Regions from separate parts of the Homo sapiens genome. Here region 1 is linked to region 2. The links are chromatin loops, found by intact Hi-C in ENCODE. Cell type or tissue: mammary epithelial cell. All regions are shown on one strand. Region 1 overlaps KIF21A (kinesin family member 21A). Region 2 has its middle 61 kb from the start of KIF21A.

Region 1 (5,000 bases), 140 kb after region 2:
GTACTTTTTGCTTTAACCTATGTAGAACTGTATCATGGCTCCTAGAGGGAGATTGTTGAGAAAAATTACAAAAAATAATTTTAACGGAATATAGAGAAGCGTCTGAATAATTCAAGTTATTGCTCAGTTTGTACCAAAGTGTTCTACTATAACAGTTTTGGAATGGAAGCTGCAAATGTCAGCAAATGGCCAACAATGGAATCTCAGTGTTTTCTTCTATTTAAAAAATAATACACTATTATACTGAGAAGTCCATCTCAAAAAGTGCCTGTAACTGAACTAATAATGTGAAATTCCACATCTTTTATATCCCTTAACATGGTGGGTTTTAGCCATTACCTCAGACTTTGGATTGTATAGTATCTTGTTTATTGTTCAAGTAAAGTCCTTGTTTCTTCCCCTTTTTCAGATGATGCAGTGTTTGAAGTTGGGTGCTTTATCCCGGACAACTGCCAGTACCCAGATGAATGTTCAGAGCTCTCGTTCACATGCCATTTTTACCATTCATGTGTGTCAAACCAGAGTGTGTCCCCAAATAGATGCTGTGAGTTATTAATTCTAATTTCTTAAACTTTCAATTTTTATCTCCCTAAAACCACATGAATTCTCTGAGAATATATTTGAGCCAAATTCAGTTCATTTAGTCATTCCTTTTTCTAATTTCCTTTTCTGATCCTAGTTAAGTTGAAGCTGGTCAGCCATGTAAGATTTTGAAATAAAAAATTGTATAAATGTCTGAAAAACCAAAAAGCATGCTGTGGCCATATGTTGTTGGATGTCATCACCTGAGACCTTTTGCTTTTGAGGATTATATGCTGTAGGTTTCCCTTCATTAGCATAAGCAAAGCCTCAGTTGATAATAGTTGAGTTCTGACCATCCAGGCTTTTTCTGACTTTAAATTTCTAATTGCCAGCAGACATTTTTGAATTTATTTGGCTTTATGCCTGTTTCTTTGGTTGTGCCTATATGTGTACATGGGATAAGCGCAAGGTAGGTTAGGAGGATATTTAATGTTACATTAATAAAGTATTTTCAATTATTTTTCTTAATTTCAGGACAATGCAACTGATAATAAAATTATTTCTGAATCAGCACAGATGAATGAATTTGAAACCCTGACTGCAAAGTTCCATTTTGTTGATCTCGCAGGATCTGAAAGACTGAAGCGTACTGGAGCTACAGGCGAGAGGGCAAAAGAAGGCATTTCTATCAACTGTGGACTTGTAAGATTAAGGCTTTGTGCTGAGAATATATCAGAGCTTTTCTATTGTCCTTTTGTCTTTTGTAATTTATAATATCCATATGGAAATCCTTCAGATACTGAACCAAGAAATGAAAATTATAGAACAGTTATTAGTAATGCACTGAATCTCCAATCTCCTCATGTTGTAGGCTTTTTTCTGTTTTTATATATTACAGATTTTCTTCATGTGTATAAATTTAGTCGTACTAAAATTTATATGTGCAGAAAATTATAGATATACAAATTATTTGAAAAATTCTTTCCACATTTAACAATATACTGTCAAAATCAACTTATTTATTTATTTTTATCTTTTATTTTTTTAAAACAGGGTCTCACTCTGTCACCCACTCTCCTGGAGTACAGTGGTGCGATCATGGCTCACTGCAGCCTTGACCTCACGGGCTCAATTGATCTTCCCACTTCATAGAAGCTGGGACCACAGGCGAGTGCCACCACACCCAGATAATTTTTGTATTTTTTGTAGAGATGGGGTTTTGCCACATTGCCCAGGCTAGTCTCAAACTTCTGGGCTCATGCGATTCACTCACCTCAACCTCCCAAAGTGCTGGGATTACAGGCGCGAGCCACTGCGCTTGGCCCAAAATTTAATATTAAGTTATTTCATGGGTGAAGACCTTCAAAGTAGCCTTTTGATAACATTTTATGACAGTCACTTTATTGACTTTGGAAATTGTAATTTTTTTTAGTAATGATTGTTTCAAAATGATAATTTTTCTAGATTATATTAAGAATTAACTTTAATACCATGCCACCTAGTGGCATTTTGATTGGAAAACTCCTTGTGATTTAGTTAGCATAAAGCTTCATTACATGGAAGGAAATATTTTAGAGCAAAGTTTTGTGTTTTAAATTTGTTCTTATTATCTTCATTACAAAACTGGATATTTGTACCTGCACAAATGTAATGACATCCCTAAATTTCTGCGACACCAATAGCATCAGAGTTGTAACCACCCAAGGGATTCTTTTTGCCTGCTGCCCAGATAGAGCTGATTTATCAAGACAGGGGAATTGCAATAGAGAAAAAGTTTAATGCACACAGAGCCAGCTAAATGGAAGACTGGAGTTTTATTACTCAAATTAGTCTCTCCAAAAATTCAGAGACTGCAGTTTTTAAAGTATAATTTGGTGAATGAGGGGGCTAAGGGAGTGGGGAGTGGAGGTTAAATCATATGGGGTCTAAGTGGATTCTTCTTGCTGTCTTCTGTTCCAGGGTGGGATTACAGAACTGCTTGAGCCAGATTACCAGTCTGCATGGTGTCAGCTGGTGCATCAGAATGCAGGGTCTAAAAAAATATCCAAACATCAATCTTAGGTTTTACAATAGTCATCTTATCCATAGGAGCAATTGGGGAGGCTGGGAATCTCGTGGTCTCTAGCTGCATGACTCTTAAATCATAATTTCTAATAATCTTGTGGCTAATTTGTTAGTTTTACAAAGGCATGCTGGTCCCCAGGGAAGAAGAGGTTTGTTTCAGGAAAAGGTTGTTATCATCTTTTCAAAATTCTTTAAACTATAAATTCCTCCTTTAGTTAGCTCAGCATAGGAATGAACAAGGGCAATTTAGAGATTAAAGGCAAGATGGAGTGGATTAGGTCAGATTTCCCTCACTGTCATACTTGTCTCACTGATATGAATTTTGCAAAGGCAGTTATAGAGTGTGTGGTGTCTGCTTTCCTCCCATTAATCACCCCCCAATATTTACTCCTATATGATTATGATCCGTCTATGGGGAAATTACCAACCAAGCCTGATTAGAGAGAGCCAGACCTTCCAACTCCAATACTCATCTTGATGGTCCGACATGTGGGTGAATGTTGTATAAAATGGCATGCCTGGATTCTGGACTTCTTGCATTGTTTTGAGTTTCTTAGGAGATATAATCATGGTGGTATTTACATTTATGTTGTCAGGAAAAGACAAAAGCCATTGCTTTGTTTTCCTCTTTAGGCTCTTGAAGCATGTTGAGACATATCTAGTAGAGTTTCAGTATTACCATTGCTTATGACAGTAGCTGCTCTGGAAAGGGGGAATGATGAAAAAGTGTGATCCTGTTGCCACTCCCTGCATGATCTATTTTTCCTAACAAAGTCATGGTTATAGATGTTTGCATTACTGATGGCCAGTGTGAACAACATTTTGGATAATGTTTATCTTGTAGGTGATAATTCAGTGACAGTAGGAAAAACAGCAGGGTGGCAGGAGTGACTACAGAGTTCTGTAATTTGACTAGTTTTTAAATAATTGGATGCTAACACATATATTATTGTATTTATTTATTTATTTTGAGGCGGGGTCTCACTCTGTTGCCCAGGCTGGAATGCAGTGGTGCAATCCCAGCTCACTGCAACCTCCACCTCCCAGGTTCAAGCTATTCTTCTGCCTCAACCTCCCAAGTAGCTGGGACTACAGGCACACACCACCACGCTTAGCTGATTTTTGTATTTTCAGTAGAGATGGGGTTTCCCCATGTTGGTCGGGTTGGTCTCAAACTCCTCACCTCAGGTGATCCCCCCACCTTGGCCTCCCAAAGTGCTGGGATTATAGGAATGAGCCACTGCACCCAGCCCATCTTATTGTATGTCTAAGGATAGATATACTTGCATAGGAATACCTTGTTCAGAGAAATAATACTGATTTTTTTTGTTGTGATTAAAGAAGGTTTTCTTTTCCCGTGGGAACTGTATTGCAAAACGAAAATTTGCATCAAACTGTTAAACTAACTAAACATTTTATTTTTACATTGAGTTGAGGAGAAGAATGCGTAACATGAATGGACAATTTTCTGGGGACATAACCTGATGCTCTGATAATTCTAGGGGTAACTAAAGTTGTCAATCTTATTTCTGTTTCAAAGAATTAGTACTATTAGTACTATAGTACTAATATATACATACGGTATTATATATAGTACTAATATATATGTACTAAATTTTCAGTGACATTGGTTACAAATGTAAAACAAAACCAAACACAAATATTCTTAATTATATTATGTCTCTATATTATTCTCTGTAAACTTTCTTTATTTAAAATTGTTATAATTAGTAAATTTGTATCATTTTGCTGTCTTTCTTTCTCTTTCTTTTAGTTGGCACTTGGCAATGTAATAAGTGCCTTGGGAGACAAGAGCAAGAGGGCCACACATGTCCCCTATAGAGATTCCAAGCTAACAAGACTACTACAGGATTCCCTCGGGGGTAATAGGTATGCATAGATGATTATCCTCTACTCAGACTTTTGATTATTCATTATTAAATAAGCTTGTAAGATGATTTATAAGAACTACTTTTATTGCAAAGCAAACTAATAGGATGAGGAACTAATCCTTATACTGTTAAGGATCTCAAATGTGTGAATAATTTTGTATGTTATTTCACATAATCCTAGCATCCCTTGAGGTGTAGGTATTATTATTCTATTTTCTAGATAAGGGAAATGAATCTAGAGAGGTTAAGTAATTTATTCAAGGCCACTTAGCTTGTATATGAAGTCAATAGTATGTGGACTTTCTCTCTTATCGTAGCTTCTGTTTTAAGTACTTAGCACAGAATAGAAAGCTAATAAAATTTTGTTGAAAAAGTACTCTTTCCTAAGTAATTACAAAGTAATTTAAATATTATTGGTACTTTTTTTTTTACAAAGTCTTCTAAAAATTCAAATTTTTTTTTATACGTGGAAAAATCTTAATGTCCACTGAATGAAATACAGAGTGTTGGCTGGTTATTAAC
Region 2 (5,000 bases):
AAGATGCAAAGTAAGGACAAAGAAATGTATCTCAGCCACATGGTGGTTCACGCGTGTAATTCCACACTTTGGGAGGCCAAGGCAGATGGATCACCTGAGGTCAGGAGTTCGAGACCAGCCTGAACAACTTGGTGAAATCACCTCTCTACTAAAAATACAAAAATTAGCCAGGTATGGTGGTGGGCACCTGTAATCTCAGCTACTTGGGAGGCTGAGGCAGGGAGAATTGCTTGAACCCATGAGGCGGAGGTTGCAGTGAGCCAAGATGGCGCCACTGCACTGCAGCCTGGGTGACAAAGGACAGAGCCAGACTCCATCTCAAAAAAAAAAAAAAAAAAAGGAAAAGAAAAAAGAAATATATCTCTAACTGTGAAATTTTAGATACCAATAAGCTTATTCCAAAGGTAGTTTTGGAGAAGCAGGAAAAAAATTTCACTATTTCTGAATTCCCAGCATATAAGTTATCTCTTTTGCCTGTTCTATTTTTTATTAAAGTTTTCAGTTACAAAAATAATATATTTTTAATAAGAAACCTAGAAAATACCAAATAACTACAAAGTTATAAAACAAAGTTCACCCTAATCTTACCACCCAAAATAACCACTGTCAGCATTTTGCTTTCATCTGTCTAGTTATTTGTTATATATGTACTTACATATAAAATAAAAAGTTTAAACAGCTTGCATTTTAAAAGAGTATATAATAAATGTTTACATGTTAATAATAATGATGCTAATATCCCATTACAATTTAATTTTTAGCTGATAACAGTCTATCATATGGATGTATAATGTTAATTAAGATTGTTCCCAGTTTTTGAATTTTATAAATAATAAGCCATCAGTGTGAGCATGTTTCTGAATACTTCCTTGAGTTAAATTCCTAGAAGAGGTGCTTAGGGGTGAAGGATCCATACATTTAAAGTCTCTGATTTGGATATTGTCCTTGGGTTTGTGAGGTCAATAACACAAAATTCTTTATAGCAACTGGACCATCTTGAGTAGTGCTCAGCTTTCAAAACAAATAGTATATTTGTTGACATTTGGATTGTGATTAATAACTGAATCTCAAAGGCAGTTCTAAAAGGTAAAAGAAAAAAATGAGAAACCACAAATCCTTAATAAGCAACTGAGATAGGCATGTGGAAAGGAGTGTGGTCGCTGAGCAACCGTCAACAATGCAGAGCTCATTACAGGGGGTTGGGGCTGGGAAGGTATGAGCTGCCTCTGTGGTTGTGTTTAGAAGCTCACACCAACTTTAACACCATCTAGTATTATACCTCTTAGTCTTCTTCCAGTTCCTTTCCTCACTGATTTCCATTCTAGCCCCTGCAACTTTGAAATGATGTGCCCCCTCTCAATGTTCTGGCCGTAGTTAATCTCTTAATGAACTATGTCAGTTTTGCTTGCAAATTGCAACCTGATCATTGCCTCCCAATAAACATCTAATAATTTATTGGGGCATGTCAACCAGTACCTTATTATTATGACGTGTTAGAAGACCAGCATCTTCTACAAGCCTTACAATTCCCCATAATCTTGGACCATAGCAGAAAAGGGATGGTTTATTTTGAGGCAAAGATGAAGGGAGCTGCAGTTAGGGAAAGGGCAAGGAATTATCAAAGAAGAGAAAAATGGGCATAATAAAGATATCGTGTCAGTAGGATTATCTTTGTATGGGAGAGATTTGAAACAGTCATTCATTTCTTATTTATTTACTTATTCATTCACATTGATTCACATTTATTAAATCCCCATAATAAGGCTGTCAGTCACTGGAAAGTCAAAGTTAAATATCTCATAGTCAATTTCCTTAAGGAGCTCATTGTCTGAAAGATGAGCATCCAATATTTTTAGTTAGATCAAAACTTAGAAGGCAGGGGAAATGATAGAATGTTTCTCAGTGTAAAGTTCAGGTTGAGATAGAAGAAGTAGCATGATTGGCCAGGGCATTGGTTGGAGCTGAGTACAGTAGCATGCTGTGGTGCCTGTTGGGTACCCTGGACACTGGAGATCCTGGAATTGTATCCTAGAACTGCAATTTGGGATATAGTTATCACATGCACTTACAGAGTTAGCACTCAGTGGCATGTCATTGATATGCCATTAAGTTAAGTGCTACCAAGTAAGAACAATTATGCCTTGACTTCATGATATTTACATCATCGGAGCACCCAAAGGAGAGAAGTGATTTGTTTGATATTTCACAAAAGAATTATAAATAAAGCAGATGACAGATCTCTTATTTTTTTCTTTTTGAAAGGGTCACCCATTGTTTTGTCACCCAGACTGGAGTGGAATAGCACGATCATGGTTCACTGCAGCCTCAACCTCCTGGACTCAAGCAATCCTCTTGCCTCAGCCTCCCAAGTAGCTGAGAATACAGGTGCACACCACCATGCCCTGCTAATTTTTTTATTTTTGTTTTTTTGTAGAGATGTATGTTGCCCAGGCTTGTCTTGAACTCTGAACAATTCTCCTGCCTCAGCCCCTCAAAGCGCTGGGATTACAGATGTGAGCCACCTTGCCCAGCCAGATCTTTTAAGAAAGGTTATCAAAATGGATTAGGCACAATTGGGTTTATTCTAGAAGGCATCTTCCTGGGCCAAGAAGGAGAACTGCATAAAACACCATGAGTTAAGACTCAACTATCTTAGGTGAACAGTTAGTCTCCCTCCTTAAGTTACTCAGTTGTTCCTCTAGAGGAGCTGTACCATCTTCTTTGAAAACACATAGTGCAATGGTTAGTCATACTGGAAAGAATAATAGTGACAAATCAAAGGAAAATGCAATAGTTGAAATAACATTGCAAAATTATGATAAGACATAAATATTCCAGATTGTGCCACCAAAACCCAGATATTGAAAGAAATGATATTGGTAAAGTTTGTAAAGAGGCGTAGTATAAAATTAAGTTAAAAAATTATACTAAATACTCGTGCTTCTTTTTGGCTGTGCTCTACCCCTAGTTTTGTGATAACCAAGGTGTCACTACCTATCTCAAAAGGTGTTATGAAATTCTGTAAGCAAAATTAGTTTACTAAAATAAATATTAAGGAAAATATGCTTGACTGGAACTCATGAGATCTGGATCCTATTCTAGTTTGCCAGTAACTAGTGTGAATTTGAACAAACGAGTTCCCTTTCTGACTCTTGATTTCTTCATATTTAAGTTAGGGATCTGACTGATTTACACATTTCCATCCAATGATATAATTTTTTCTTTTTGCCCACCTTGGCCTCGTGTGTGTGTGTGTGTGTGTGTGTGTGTGTGCATGTGTGTGTATGTGTGTGGTGGGGCTTGGGGCTGGTATTAGTGACTTGGAAATCAGAGTTTGGTATCTCTCCAATACTGGCAGCTCATTATAACATGCTGAATAACCTCACACTTTCTTTGGTAAGAAAGGGAATGAAAAACTGTCTTGTAGCTGGGAAGGCCCGGAGAGTACTCAATAGAATGCAAGGAGGGGAGGGTTTTAATACTTATTCAAGGCCTGGGGGCAGTGAAGACAGGCTAGACCAAAGAAAATCAGGGAGCTTTCCCTGCATACCTTATTGTTTACTGAGGACCCCTGTGGATTTTTTCCCCCTTTCACACTGCTATCTGGCTTAAGAAAGTTCCAAAATGTTGCTTTTTTGGGATCTTGTGACCCCTCAAGTCATGATGCTAATTGCTTTACTTTAGCCTTGGCAGGAGCAGGTACCATACCTCTGCTTTTATGGTTTACAGCTAAACAAAGGCTTTTGTTCCCCCACCGGCCCCCTGCTCAGTTCTTCATAGGGCAGAACAATTTTTTTGTTGCTTTTTGGTTTTAATTTGAATAAATCATTTTGAGCTGCCATGAACACCCATTCCAAGCATACAGAGTCAATACATTAGCCAGTCAACACTTCAACTCATAGTTTGGGTCAGGTATTAATCATGAAGAGGTATTCCAATATTTCATCTGTTGGATTTACGTGTTATGAAATACTTAAATATGGGACACTGTGGTGAGAAGTGTGCAAATGTTTAGGTTGCCATCACTTCAAGCTGTTGCTCACAACACAACCAAGGTGTGGCACTTGTACCACACAGGTCCTGTCTTGCTAATTATTTATGGTAATTACACCAGAGGAAAACACACAGAACAAGCTGGAAAATAGAGATGTGAGTTTAAGGGAGAGGTGCGGAGGGGTGGAGAGAGAAGGGAGTAGTGAATGAAAAGGGTGTGGTGTATGTTCTGGTTCTGAAGCCTTAATGTCTGCCAACCATGCAGTAGATATAGAGGTATCTGTAGCAGAAAAAAAAAAGTTCTAGAAATCCTGTTCGAGTTTTTGTTCCTAACTATTGATTTGAAATGCACCCTCTTAAGTATACATTAAAAGAATAAATAACTGTTTTTCAATTTAAAGCAAAATAAGCTCATCCATAGTTTCTGTTATTTGAATCTTTATGTGCTTATCAGAAACACTGGTATATCTCATAACATCATTAGTTGTTATTTCCAACATTTTTATTTATTTTTCTTCTGCTATCCTGCTGAACAGTTCTTTCCATAGCATCAGAAATTTTAAAAATATACATTAAAAAAGGTTTCTTGTTTAAAAGATTTCAAGTCTTACATTTACAATATTCTGATTTTTTAAAAATCTGGTGAATATACTTTGGGTTTTTAAAAATTCATATAGGGGCCAGGCCCGGTGGCTCATGCCTGTAATCCCAGCACTTTGGGAGGCTGAGGCAGGCAGATCACGAGGTCAAGAGATCGAGACCATGCTGGCCAACATGGTGAAACCCCGTCTCTACTAAAAATACAAAACTTGGCTGGGCGTGGTGGGATACACCTGTAGTCCCAGCTACTCCGGAGGCTGAGGCAGGAGAATCACTTGAACTCGGGAGGTGGAGGTTGCAGTGAGCCGAGATCACACCACTGCACTCCAGACTGGGCAACAAGAGTGAAACTCCATCTCAAAAAAAAAAAAAAAATCACATAGTTATCTAAGTTATCTATCCTGTAG

Evidence for each region. A loop is a pair of places that touch in the nucleus more often than their neighbours do. Peaks named below come from ENCODE experiments on the same cell type or tissue, not always from the same donor. Only the 100,000 strongest peaks of a DNase experiment are listed, where the experiment ranks them.
Region 1: a loop joins it to region 2, with 9 times the contacts of the local background. A loop is called at or near these places in 4 of 110 quality-filtered maps.

Annotation. Positions count from the first base shown.
Region 1 is chr12:39,362,574-39,367,573 of GRCh38, reverse strand. It overlaps KIF21A (kinesin family member 21A), which reads left to right. Exons shown (of 38, transcript NM_001173464.2): 5 at 410-544; 6 at 1,057-1,224; 7 at 4,361-4,476. Among named protein-coding and RNA genes, the nearest start is that of KIF21A, 78 kb to the left of the region's middle. In mammary epithelial cell, a CTCF peak has its summit at 2,026 (motif pointing left); no DNase peak of the experiment used is centred here.
Region 2 is chr12:39,501,368-39,506,367 of GRCh38, reverse strand. No RefSeq gene overlaps it. Among named protein-coding and RNA genes, the nearest start is that of KIF21A, 61 kb to the right of the region's middle. In mammary epithelial cell, a CTCF peak has its summit at 2,693; DNase peaks (open chromatin) are centred at 1,167 and 2,727; H3K27ac peaks cover 699 bases.